2 separate regions of the Homo sapiens genome follow, and region 2 is linked to region 1. Evidence: read pairs that join two places in POLR2A ChIA-PET (ENCODE). Cell type or tissue: Panc1. All regions are shown on one strand. Each heading gives the region's core, and the rest is flanking DNA. Links, peaks and the distances in the headings are about the cores only.

The links. Peaks named below come from ENCODE experiments on the same cell type or tissue, not always from the same donor. Only the 100,000 strongest peaks of a DNase experiment are listed, where the experiment ranks them.
Region 2: POLR2A ChIA-PET joins it to region 1 with 5 read pairs; 2 of 35 experiments call an interaction of 5 or more read pairs at or near these places.

The regions. Positions count from the first base shown.
Region 1 is chr11:117,958,398-117,963,777 of GRCh38, reverse strand. No RefSeq gene overlaps it. Among named protein-coding and RNA genes, the nearest start is that of IL10RA, 25 kb to the left of the region's middle. In Panc1, for the core only: no CTCF peak of the experiment used is centred there; no DNase peak of the experiment used is centred there.
Region 2 is chr11:118,410,483-118,415,862 of GRCh38, reverse strand. All of the region lies in intron 3 of LOC100131626 (a long non-coding RNA gene), which reads left to right. Among named protein-coding and RNA genes, the nearest start is that of ATP5MG, 12 kb to the right of the region's middle. In Panc1, for the core only: no CTCF peak of the experiment used is centred there; no DNase peak of the experiment used is centred there; H3K27ac peaks cover 3,888 bases.

The sequences.
Region 1 (5,380 bases), core at 158-5,157:
TTGCTCATAATATTGCTTTATTATCCTTTCAATATCTGTAAAATCTGTTGAACGAGGTCACCTCACTCATTTCCAATACTGGAAATTTGTGGTATCTCTCTTTTTACCCTAATCCTTATAGCTACAGGTTTATCCATTTTATTAATCACACAGAACCAGCTCTTGATTGGCTTTCTGTATTTGTTTTATTTTGTTTTCTGTTTTATTAATATTAATTTCCCCATTGATCTTTGTTATTTTCTTTTTCTGCTTCTTTGGGGTTTAATTTTCTCTTAATTTTCTTAGTTTCTTTAGATGCAATATGAGCATATTTACTTAATACTTCTTTTTTTTTTTTTTTTGAGATGGAGTTTTGCTCTTGTTGCCCAGGCTGGAGTGCAGTGGTGCAATCTCAGCTCACCGCAATCTCCACCTCCCAGGTTCAAGTGATTTCTGCTGCCTCAGCCTCCCGAGTAGCTGGGATTACAGGCATGCGCCACCACGCCTGGCTAATTTTTGTATTTTTAGTAGAGATGGGATTTCTCCTTGTTGGTCAGGCTGGTCTCAAACTCCTGACCTCAGGTGATCTGCCTGTCTTGGCCTCCCAAAGTGCTGGAATTACAGGTGTGAGCCACCACGCCCAGTTGATACTTCTTTACTAGTATGGGCATTTAGCACTATGAATTTCCTCATAAATACTGCTTAACAGCATCCCACAAATTCTATGTTGTGTTTTCGTTTTAATTTATTTCAAAATACTTTGTAATTTCCCTTTCAATTTCTTATTGGGTCATGATCATGGGTCATTTAGAAGTATGGGACTCAGTTACCAGAACTTTGGGGATTTTCCAGGTACCTTTCTGGTATTAATTTCTAATTTAATTCCACTGTGGTCAGAGAACATATTTTGTATGACTTAAATCCTTCGGAACTTATTTAGATTTATTTTATGACCCAGAATATGGTCAGTCTTGGTAAATGCTTTGTGTATACTTGAAAAGATGGTGTATTCTGCCGTTGTTAGATGGAATGTTCTATAAATGTCAATCCAGTCAAATTGATTGATAGTACTATTCAAATGTACTATGTTCTCATTTATTTTCTACTTATTCTACCACTTATTGAGAGAAGTATATTGAAATCTCTGACAGTAATTGTCAATTTGTCTGTTTGTCCTTGCAACTCTAGCAACTTTTACTGTCTATATTTTAAAGGTGCATAAACACTTTAGAATTGTGTCCTCTTGATTAATTGATCCCTTTATAACTATAAAATGACCTTCTCTAGCTCTGATAATATCCTTTGCTCTAAAACCTACCTTGTCTGATAGTAACACAGTAACTCCAGTTTTCTCTTGACTAGTGTTAGTGTGGTTTACACTATCCTATCCTTTTACTTTTAACATGTAGTACCTTTATATTTAAAATAAATATTTTCCTTCCTTCCTTCCTTCTTTCCTTCCTTCCTTCCTTCCTTCCACCCTTCCTTCCTTTCTCTCTCTCTCTCTTTCTCTCTTTCTTTCGGTGGAGTCTCACTCTGTCGCCCAGGCTGGAGCACAGTGGCGCCATCTTGGCTCACTACAACCTCCGCCTTCTGGATTCAAGTGATTCTCCCGCCTCAACCTCCCAAGAAGCTGGTACTATAGGCGCAGGCCAGGGCCACCAAGCCTGGCTAATTTTTGTGTATTTAGTAGAGACAGGGTTTCACCATGTTGGCCAGGCTGCTCTCAAACTCCTGACCTCAGAAGACCCGCCCACCTCGGCCCCCCAAAGTGCTGGAATTACAGGCATGAGCCACGGTGTCCTTGTTGCTAATTTCCTGTTGGCAGCATAGAGTTGCATCTTGCTTTTTGGGTTGGGTTTAGGTCTATCGTCTTGCTATTTCTTTTCTCTTTGTCTCATCTGTTCTGTCTTCCTTTCCCATTTTTTCTGCCTTCTTTGGAGTATTTTAAAATCTCTTTTGTTGGCTTATTAGCTATAACTCTTGGCTGTTGGGGATCTTTTTTAATGGTTGCTTTTGGGTTTATGGCATACATCTTTAAGTTATCACAGCCTACTTCAACTGATATTATAGTCCTTTATGCCTAGTAGAAGAATTCTACAATAGCATACTTTCATTTTTATCCTTTTTAGCCTTTGTGCTGTTTTTATCATGCATTTTGCTATTACAAATATTCTAAACCCCACAATACGTTGTAACTGTTTTTGGTTTAACAGTCCCTTATCTTTGAAAGAGATTTAAATAATTTTTAAAAATTCATATATTTACCTATGTAGTCACTACCATTTCCAGTATTCTTTATTTATTTGTGTCACCCCAGGTTTCCATCTGGTATTCTTTTCCTTCTGCCTGAAGAATTTCCTTTTACTTTTTTTATGGTGTGGTTCCGCTGGTGGAAATTCTCTCAGCCTTTTTTTTTTTTTTTTTTTTTTTTGAGACGGAGTCTGGCTCTGCCACCCAGGCTGGAGTGCAGTGGTGCGATCTCGGCTCACTGCAAGCTCCGCCTCCCGGGTTCACGCCATTCTCCTGCCTCAGCCTCCTGAGTAGCTGGGACTACAGGCACCCGCCACCACGCCCGGCTAATTTTTTGTATTTTCAGTAGAGACGGGGTTTCACCGTGTTAGCCAGGATGGTCTGGATCTCCTGACCTCATGATCCGCCCGCCTCGGCCTTCTCTCAGCTTTTTTATGTCTGAAGATGTCTTTATTTTTGAGAGATGTTTTTGACGGGCATGGAATTCTAGATGGACTGTTTTCTCCTTCAAGTGCTTTGAAGATGTTGTTCCAGTCTTCTTGCTTCCATTGTTTCTGATGAGAAATCCGTATCTTAATTCTTCCTCTGTATGTAACATGTCTTTCTCTAGCTGCTTTTAAGATTTTCTCTTTAACATTGGTTTTTAGTAAATTGATTATAATCTGCCTCACTATAGTTTTCTGCATATTTTTGTGCTTTGGGGTTTGTTTTATTGTTTGCTTATTTGTTTGTTTGTTTGGTTGGTTTCTTGGACCTGTGGGTTTACAGTTTTCATTAAGTTTGAAAACTTTTTGGCTCTTATCCTTTCATATTTTTCTGTTTCCTCTCTCATTTGCTTTAGGGACTCTTTTAGGGAATCCAATATTAGGCTACTCGAAGTTGACTCACAGCTCACTGACACTATTTTCTTTTTCCTTTTCATTTTTGATGATTTTTTCCCCTGTGTTTCATTTTCTGAACTGCTGAGCAGTTTCTATTGCTAAGATTTCAAGCTCACTTAACTTCTGCAATGTCTACTCTGCTCTTAATCCAATCTGGTATATTTTTCATTTCTGGCATTGTAGTTTTCATCTGTAAATTAGAATTACATCTTTAAAAATATTCTTCCATGTCTGTACTTAGCTTTTTGAACATATGAAATACAGTTATAATAGCTGTTTTAACATCCTTCTCTGCTAATTCTAATATCTGTGTCAGTTCTGGGTTGGTTTCAATTGATTGATTATTTTGTCATTATGGGTCTTGTTTTCCTCTTTCTTTGTATGCCTGGTAATCTGTGGATATATGTTAAACATTGTAAATTTTACCTTGTTGGGTACTTGATATTGTGGTATTCCTGTAATTATTCTTGAACTATGTTTTGGGATGCAGCTAAGTATCTTGGAAACAGTTTGATCCTTTATGTCTTGCTTTTGTGATTTGTTAGGTAAATTTAAAGTACTGTTTAGCCTAGGGCTAGTTACTTCCCCCTACTGAGGCAAGATCATCCTGAATCCTCCACCTAATTCCCTGTGAATTGTAAGTTTCTCTAGTCTGTACAGTGGGAACAGGCACTATTCTCAATTCTGTTTGCATACCAGGTACTGTTCTCTCTCATTCTTTCAGAAGCTTCTTTGCCTGGCCTCAGATAGTTTTTTCTTATGAGTACAATCATCAGTATTCTGCTGAACACTTGAAGGAAACCCTCTTTAGATATCTGAAGTTCCCTTTCTGTTCATCTCTCTCCTCTGGTATTCTGTCCTATTAACCCCACCCACATAGGGGTTGAGTTCCCCCACTGACCTCCACCCCCACCCATGCTATGGCCTGGAAATTCTCTCAAGGCAATTCGTTGGGGGCAATCATATGGCTCTACTTATTTGTTTTCTGTCTCTAAGGGTCCCTGACTTTTTTTTGCCTGATGTTCAAAGTCTCAAAAACTATTGTTTCATACATTTTGTCCATTTGGGGAGGGCATGTTTCTGGTGGGAGGATAAATGCAGTTCCTGTAACTTCATCTTGGCCAGAAGAGGAAGTCCTTACTTTCATTTTTGAAATATATTTTTGCTGATTATAGACTTCTAGGTTGGAAGTTATTTTCCATTAGCACTTTATTTATTTTTATTTTTATTTTTTATGGGTACATAATAGGTGCATATATTTATGGGGTCTGAGATATTTTGATATAGCATGCAATGTGTAATAATCACATCGGGGTAAATGGTGTATTCATCACCTCGAGCATTATCCTTTGTGTTACAAAAAATCCAATCATACACTTTTAGTTATTTTAAAATGTACAATTAAATTATTATTGACTATAGTCACCCTGTTGTGATAGCAAATACTAGGTCTTATTCATTCTCTCTAACTATTTTTTTGTACCCATTAACCATCTGCACTCCTTCCCAACTCCACCCTTACTATCTTTCCCAGCCTCTGGTAAACATCCTTCTACTCTTATCTTCATGAGTTCAATTGTTTTAATTTTTGGCTCCCACAAGTAAGTGAAAACATGCAAAGTTTGTCTTTTTTGTGCATGGCTTATTTCACTTAATGACCTCTAGTCCTATCTATGTTGTTGTAGATAATAGGATCACATTCTTTTTTATGGCTGAATAGGACCCCGTTGTGTATATGCACCATATTTTCTTTACCCATTCATCTGCTGGTGAACACTCAGGTTGCCTCCAAATCTTGACTATTGTGAATAGTGCTACAGTAAACATGGGACTGCAGATATCTCTTTAAAATACTGATTTCCCTTCGGTTGAGTATGTACCCAGCAGTGAGATTGCTGAATTGCATGGCAACTCTATTTTTAGTTTTTTGAGGCACCTCTAAACTGTTTTCCAACACCAACAGTGTTGTCCAATATCAACAGTGCACAAAGGTTTCCTTTCTCCACACCCTTGCCAGCATTTGTTGTTGCCTGTCTTTTGGATAAAAGTCATTTTAACTGGAGTGAGATGATATCCCACTGTAGTTCTGATTTGCATTTCTCTGATGAACAATGATGTTGAGCACCTTCTCATATACCTGTTTTCCATTTGTATGTCTTCTTTTGAGAAATGTCTATTCAGAACTTTTGCCCGTTGTTACATTGGATTATTAGATTTTTTCTTACAGAGTTGTTTGAGCTCCTGATGTATTCTGGTTATTAATCCCT
Region 2 (5,380 bases), core at 239-5,238, 450 kb before region 1:
TCCTCCAGGCCTGCATCTCCCTCTGTGGCAAATTGCCACTAAACTCTGCTGTTTATCAACCCAGTACCAAACACAGTAGGATGAGTCTGCTGTTTCACTGTTTTCAACAAACCCAAAAACACAGAAGCCAGATTACATGATGGGATAGTATTACAACAGTGTATTAGATACAGTATCTCCCTTAAGAAGCTTACAGTTTAGTAAGGAAATAAATGTAAATATAGCATTAGAGTGCAATGATGTGTGCTACAAGAAGCATCGACAGGAGGGTAAAGGGAAGCAATTCGGGAAAATCAGAAAAAAACTTCTCTGAAAAGGTGATGAAGTGGTTTTGAAAGTGGATGTGCTAGGTAGAAAGTGCCAGGAATGAAGGCAGAGGGGAAAACATTTATATAGATTAATTAATGGATACATTCACTTTATTCATCACATTTGCATTGAGTGACTTCTGTGTGCTTGCAGCATGTGATACGAACCATATAGTACAGGCAAGGTGGTGTATATATATAGGTGGAGATATGGTAAGATGAGATAATGATGTTGTGGGAGTAACTGGAAGTTCTCCAATTGCTTAAATTTTCTCAGTCAAGTAGGAAGTAAGGTCGTCTGTTGAAGGATGTAATTGCGGTCTGAAGAAACATAATATGATTGGCTGGTAGTATTAAGTGCTCTCTTAAGGTTCTGACCATCATGAATATAAAGTGAGACTACTTTTTTTTTTTTTTTTTTTGAGACAGAGTCTCGCTGTGTCGCCAAAACAGGAAGGAGTGTAGTGGTGCAATCTCGGCTAATTGCAACCTCTGCCTCCCAGGTTCAAGCGATTCTTATGCCTCAGCCTCCCAAGTAGCTGGGACTACAGGTGCGTGCCACCATGCTCAGCTAAATTTTGTATTTTTAGTAGAGAGCGGGTTTCACCATGTTGGCCAGGCTGGTCTCAAACTCCTGGCCTCAAGGGATCCACCCAAAGTGTTGGGATTACAGGCGTGAGCCACTGCACCTGGCCAGACTAGTTACTTTGTTTTCTCCAACTTCATTTGGCTGCATAGGTGCAGAGCAGGTAGACAGCTGAATTAAGCCAAGGAGGTGGTTTTGGTAAGTGAGTACAACGAAGTGAGTGAGAGGCAAGGAAGTTGAAGGTGTATTCAAGAGAATGCTTATGATTGATCATGGAACCTAAGTTGTAACAGGAGAGAAAAGCTGAAATCAAGGGGGTGAGGGAGATGGTAGGATCAATTTATTGATGGTCATGAAAACTCTGAATTTGTGTAGTTATTTGACAGAATGGGCTAGGAAGGTCATAGGTGGTCAGAGAGAGGGATGCATGAAATTGAAACTAAGATGGTTGATGTTTTTGGTAAAAAGATGGGAATCAGTATTTAAGGAAGGTGAAAGGTATTAACTGTTAAGTTTTTAGGGAATCAAAAGGCCAGGTTGGTTGAAGGATCATTTATGTTAATAGTTCTCAAACTTTAGCATGCATTAGACTTATATATGGAAAGATAATTAAAACACAGATTGTGCTAGGTGCAATGACGTATGCCTGTAGTCCTAGCTACTTGGGAGGCTGAGGGAAGAAGATTGCTTGAGCTCAGGGGTTTGAGACCAGTCCAGGTAACACAGTGAGACCATCTCTAAAAAAATGCAAAACAACACAACAAAAAAAATACAGATTGCAAGATCTCACTCCTAGTTTCTGGGGTAGAGCCTGGTAATTTTCATTTCTAAATTCCCTGGTGATGCTGATGCTGCTGTGGTCCAGGGACTGTACTTTGGAAACTACTGACCCATGTGTATGTTGAAATTGCAATTGTCAAGAATTAAGATAGAAGTAGTGTTATAAAGTGACAGTGAGCCAGGACACAAAATTGGCAAGAAATAAAGGGGACCAGCTGCGGTGGCTCACGCTTGTAATCCCAGCACTTTGGGAGGCCAAGGTGGGGGATTCTTTCAGCCTAGGAGTTTGAGACCAGCTTGGGCAATGTGGCTACCCTGTCTCTACAAAAAAATAGCCGTGTGTGGTGGCATGCGCCTGTAGTTCCAGCTATTTGGGAAGCTGAGATGGGAGGATCTTGATTGAGCCTGGGAGGTTGAGACTGCAGTAAGCTGTGATCATGCCACTATACTCCAGCCCAGGCGACAGAGCGAGACCCTGTCTCAAAAGACAAAAAGAAAGAAAGGGGAATGAACTGATTAGTGGAAAATTGCAACAATCAGGGACAGTGGATACACACTCTAATAACATGATATTTAAAGCTAGGTTTTATGGGGATTGGTTAGAAATGGTGGCTGAAACAATGGTTGGCAGCTAAGTGAGATTAAGATGAGGCAGAAGGGAGATTGCCAAGGGCTTTGCATGTTAGTATTTTATTATATCAGGGCCTTTTGTTTGGTAAACAGGTCTAGTGTAAGTTCCCTGCTAAGGGATTACCTCTGGTGGAACTGTTACTGAATTCATCACAAGGGTGATCACAATCTTATGTCCTAGTAGAAACAAAAACCACACTAATTAGGAAATAGTAAGTCCTACTAAACTACCTATCACTTTACATAAGATTAGGGAGGTTGATATCTAATGAGACAAGAAATCTTAAATAACTTAATAGTAGGGCAAAGCAGGACCAAGAATATATAATACAGAATGGAACTGTGGAAATACAAAGCAGGATCCACAAGCTGGTCACAGGTAGAGTCAGGGCACAGACTACAACACAGGATCATGACCTGGGCCCAGCTTATGCTGCCACCACTTATTGCTCTTGGGATCCTAGCCAAATTGTTTTATGTTTTCTGCTCAGTTCCTCTCTTGTTAAATGGTATATCATTTATGGCACGTGCTTCAGAGGAAAGTTGAGGGCTAAATGAGATAGTTGGTGCAAGTGCTTTGAAAAGGTAAAGTGTTATACAAATATGAAATATTTAAAAAGAAAGTATTGAGCTATCCTTAGAAATCAGGGTAGAATACTTAGGTATGTAAGAGATGAATGGAAAAGAGGAGAAACTGTTAATCTAAGAACAATGCTGAGATGTATAAAACAAAGGATGAGGCCGGGCGTGGTGGCTCACTCCTGTAATTCCAGCACTTCGGGAGGCTGAGGCGGGCAGATCACGAGGTCAAGAGATCGAGACCATCCTGGCCAACATGGTGAAACCCTGACTCTACTAAAAATACAAAAAATGAGCTGGACATGCTGGTGCGCGCCTGTAGTCCCAGCTACTTGGGAGGCTGAGGCAAGAGAATCTCTTGAACCCAGGAGGTAGAGGTTACAGTGAGCCGAGATGGCACCACTGCACTCCAGCCTGGCGACAGAGTGAGACTCCGTCTCAAAAAAAAAAAAAAAAAAGGATGGAATATGCAATGTGGACAGTTTCACATTAGTTTTTTTTTTTTTTTTTTTTTTTGAGACCAAGTTTCGCTCTTGTTGCCCAGGCTGGAGTGCAATGGCATGATCTTGGCTCACTGCAACCTCCGCCTCCCAGGTTCAAGAGATTCTCCTGCCTCAGCTTCCCAAGTAGCTGGGATTACAGGCATGTGCCACGACGCCCGACTAATTTTGTATTTTTAGAAGAGATGGGGTTTCACTATGTTGGTCAGGCTGGTCTCCAACTCCTGACCTCAGGTGATCCGCCAGCCTTGGCCTCTCAAAGTGCTGGGATTACAGGTGTGAGCCACCGCACCCGGCCTCACATTAGCTTTTTTTTTTTTTTGAGACGGAGTCTCGCTCTGTGCCAGGCTGGAGTGCAGTGGTGCCATCTCGGCTCACTGCAACCTCTGCCTCCTGGATTCAAGCGATTCTCCTGCCTCAGCCTCCCAAGTAGCTGGGACTACAGGCATGTGCCACCACGCCCAGCTAATTTTTGTATTCTTATTAGAGATGGGGTTTCACCATGTTGGCCAGGATGGTCTTGATCTCTTGACCTCGTGATCCGCCCACCTCGGCCTCCCAAAGTGCTGGGATTATAGGCGTGAGCCACCGCACTTGGCCACATTAGTTTTGAAATGATGAAAGCCTCAACAAAAAGCCTCATTTACTTATATATAGATAGCAGTTTCCTTAGGAATAAACCTTTGGACCACAGTGACAAATATTTGCATAACTGGCTTTGACTTAACCATTATGTTCTCTCTCCTCGTGATGCCTACTACTAAATGAGTACTTCTACTTTTACATACTGAGAAAATTGTAGGACCACATGCACTGTTATATGAACCCTATGCAAGTTTGCAGGTTTCTATTCTGGCTTTTGTTACATGGAATTGAAATTACCTGCTGATGTTAGACTACCCAAGTTACTTCAGGGCAGGACTGTGCCTTGTCAAAATCTTTCAATGGCTTTCTATTCAATGTCCTTAAAGAAGTCCAAGCCTTAACAGGCATAAAATACAATCTGGTCCCCACCATCTCTGGCTTTACCTCTCAGTGCTCTCCTCTGCCTGGCAATTTGGCCACACTTACACTCTCAGACCCTCAATGTACTACACTTTTTCTGACAGTAGCTTTTGCACAGGTTGTTTCACTTGGCCAGCATACCTTGCTCCATTCTTCTTGGCTAATGTACTTTCCTTGTTTATATAGCTACTATTTTCTCTGACAACCTCCCTTGAACGTCCTTCTCGTCTGGGTTAGCTTTTCTTTTTTCTTTTTTTTTTTTTTGAGACAGAGTCTCCCTCTGTCGCCCAGGCTGGAGTGCAGTGGTGTGATCTCGGCTCACTGCAACCTCCACCTCCCAGGTTCAAGTGATTCTACTGCCTCAGCCTCCCGAGTAGCTGGGACTACAGGTGTGTGCCACCACGCCTGGCTAATTTTTGTGTTTTTAGTAGAGACAGGGTTTCACTATATTGGCCAGGCTGGTCTCAAACTCCTGACCTCATGATCTGCCCGCCTTGGCCTCCCAAAGTGCTGGGATTACAGGTGTGAGCCACTGCACCCTGCCCTGGGTTAGCCTTTCAAGTATACCTTCCCCTTCCCTCATTATAGTACTTCTCACATCTTATTACAGTAATTGCATGCCTAATTACCTGTCTTACCAGATCAAACTCTGTGAAACAGGTAACAGTCTTGTTCATGAATGTTTCTGCCATTTTAATTGTGCCTAGAACTTAGGAGGTGCACAATAAACACCGAGTTTGCCAATGCCAAACACTTGGCAGCACACATTCATTGAAAGCCTCAACAGTTCTGTTAGAAGATATTTGGGGTTGATGAGGACAAAAAAAAAAAAAAAAAAAAAGAGAAACAAGCCTGGTGAAGTCAAGTGGCCACTTCAAGGAGCTCACTGCTATTTTAACCTAAGAAAATTCCGTACATGCACTATTAGCCACAGGGGAGACCAGAGGTGTTGTGTATGGCAAAGCAGGAGGAAGTTGCAGTGAAGTGAGTAG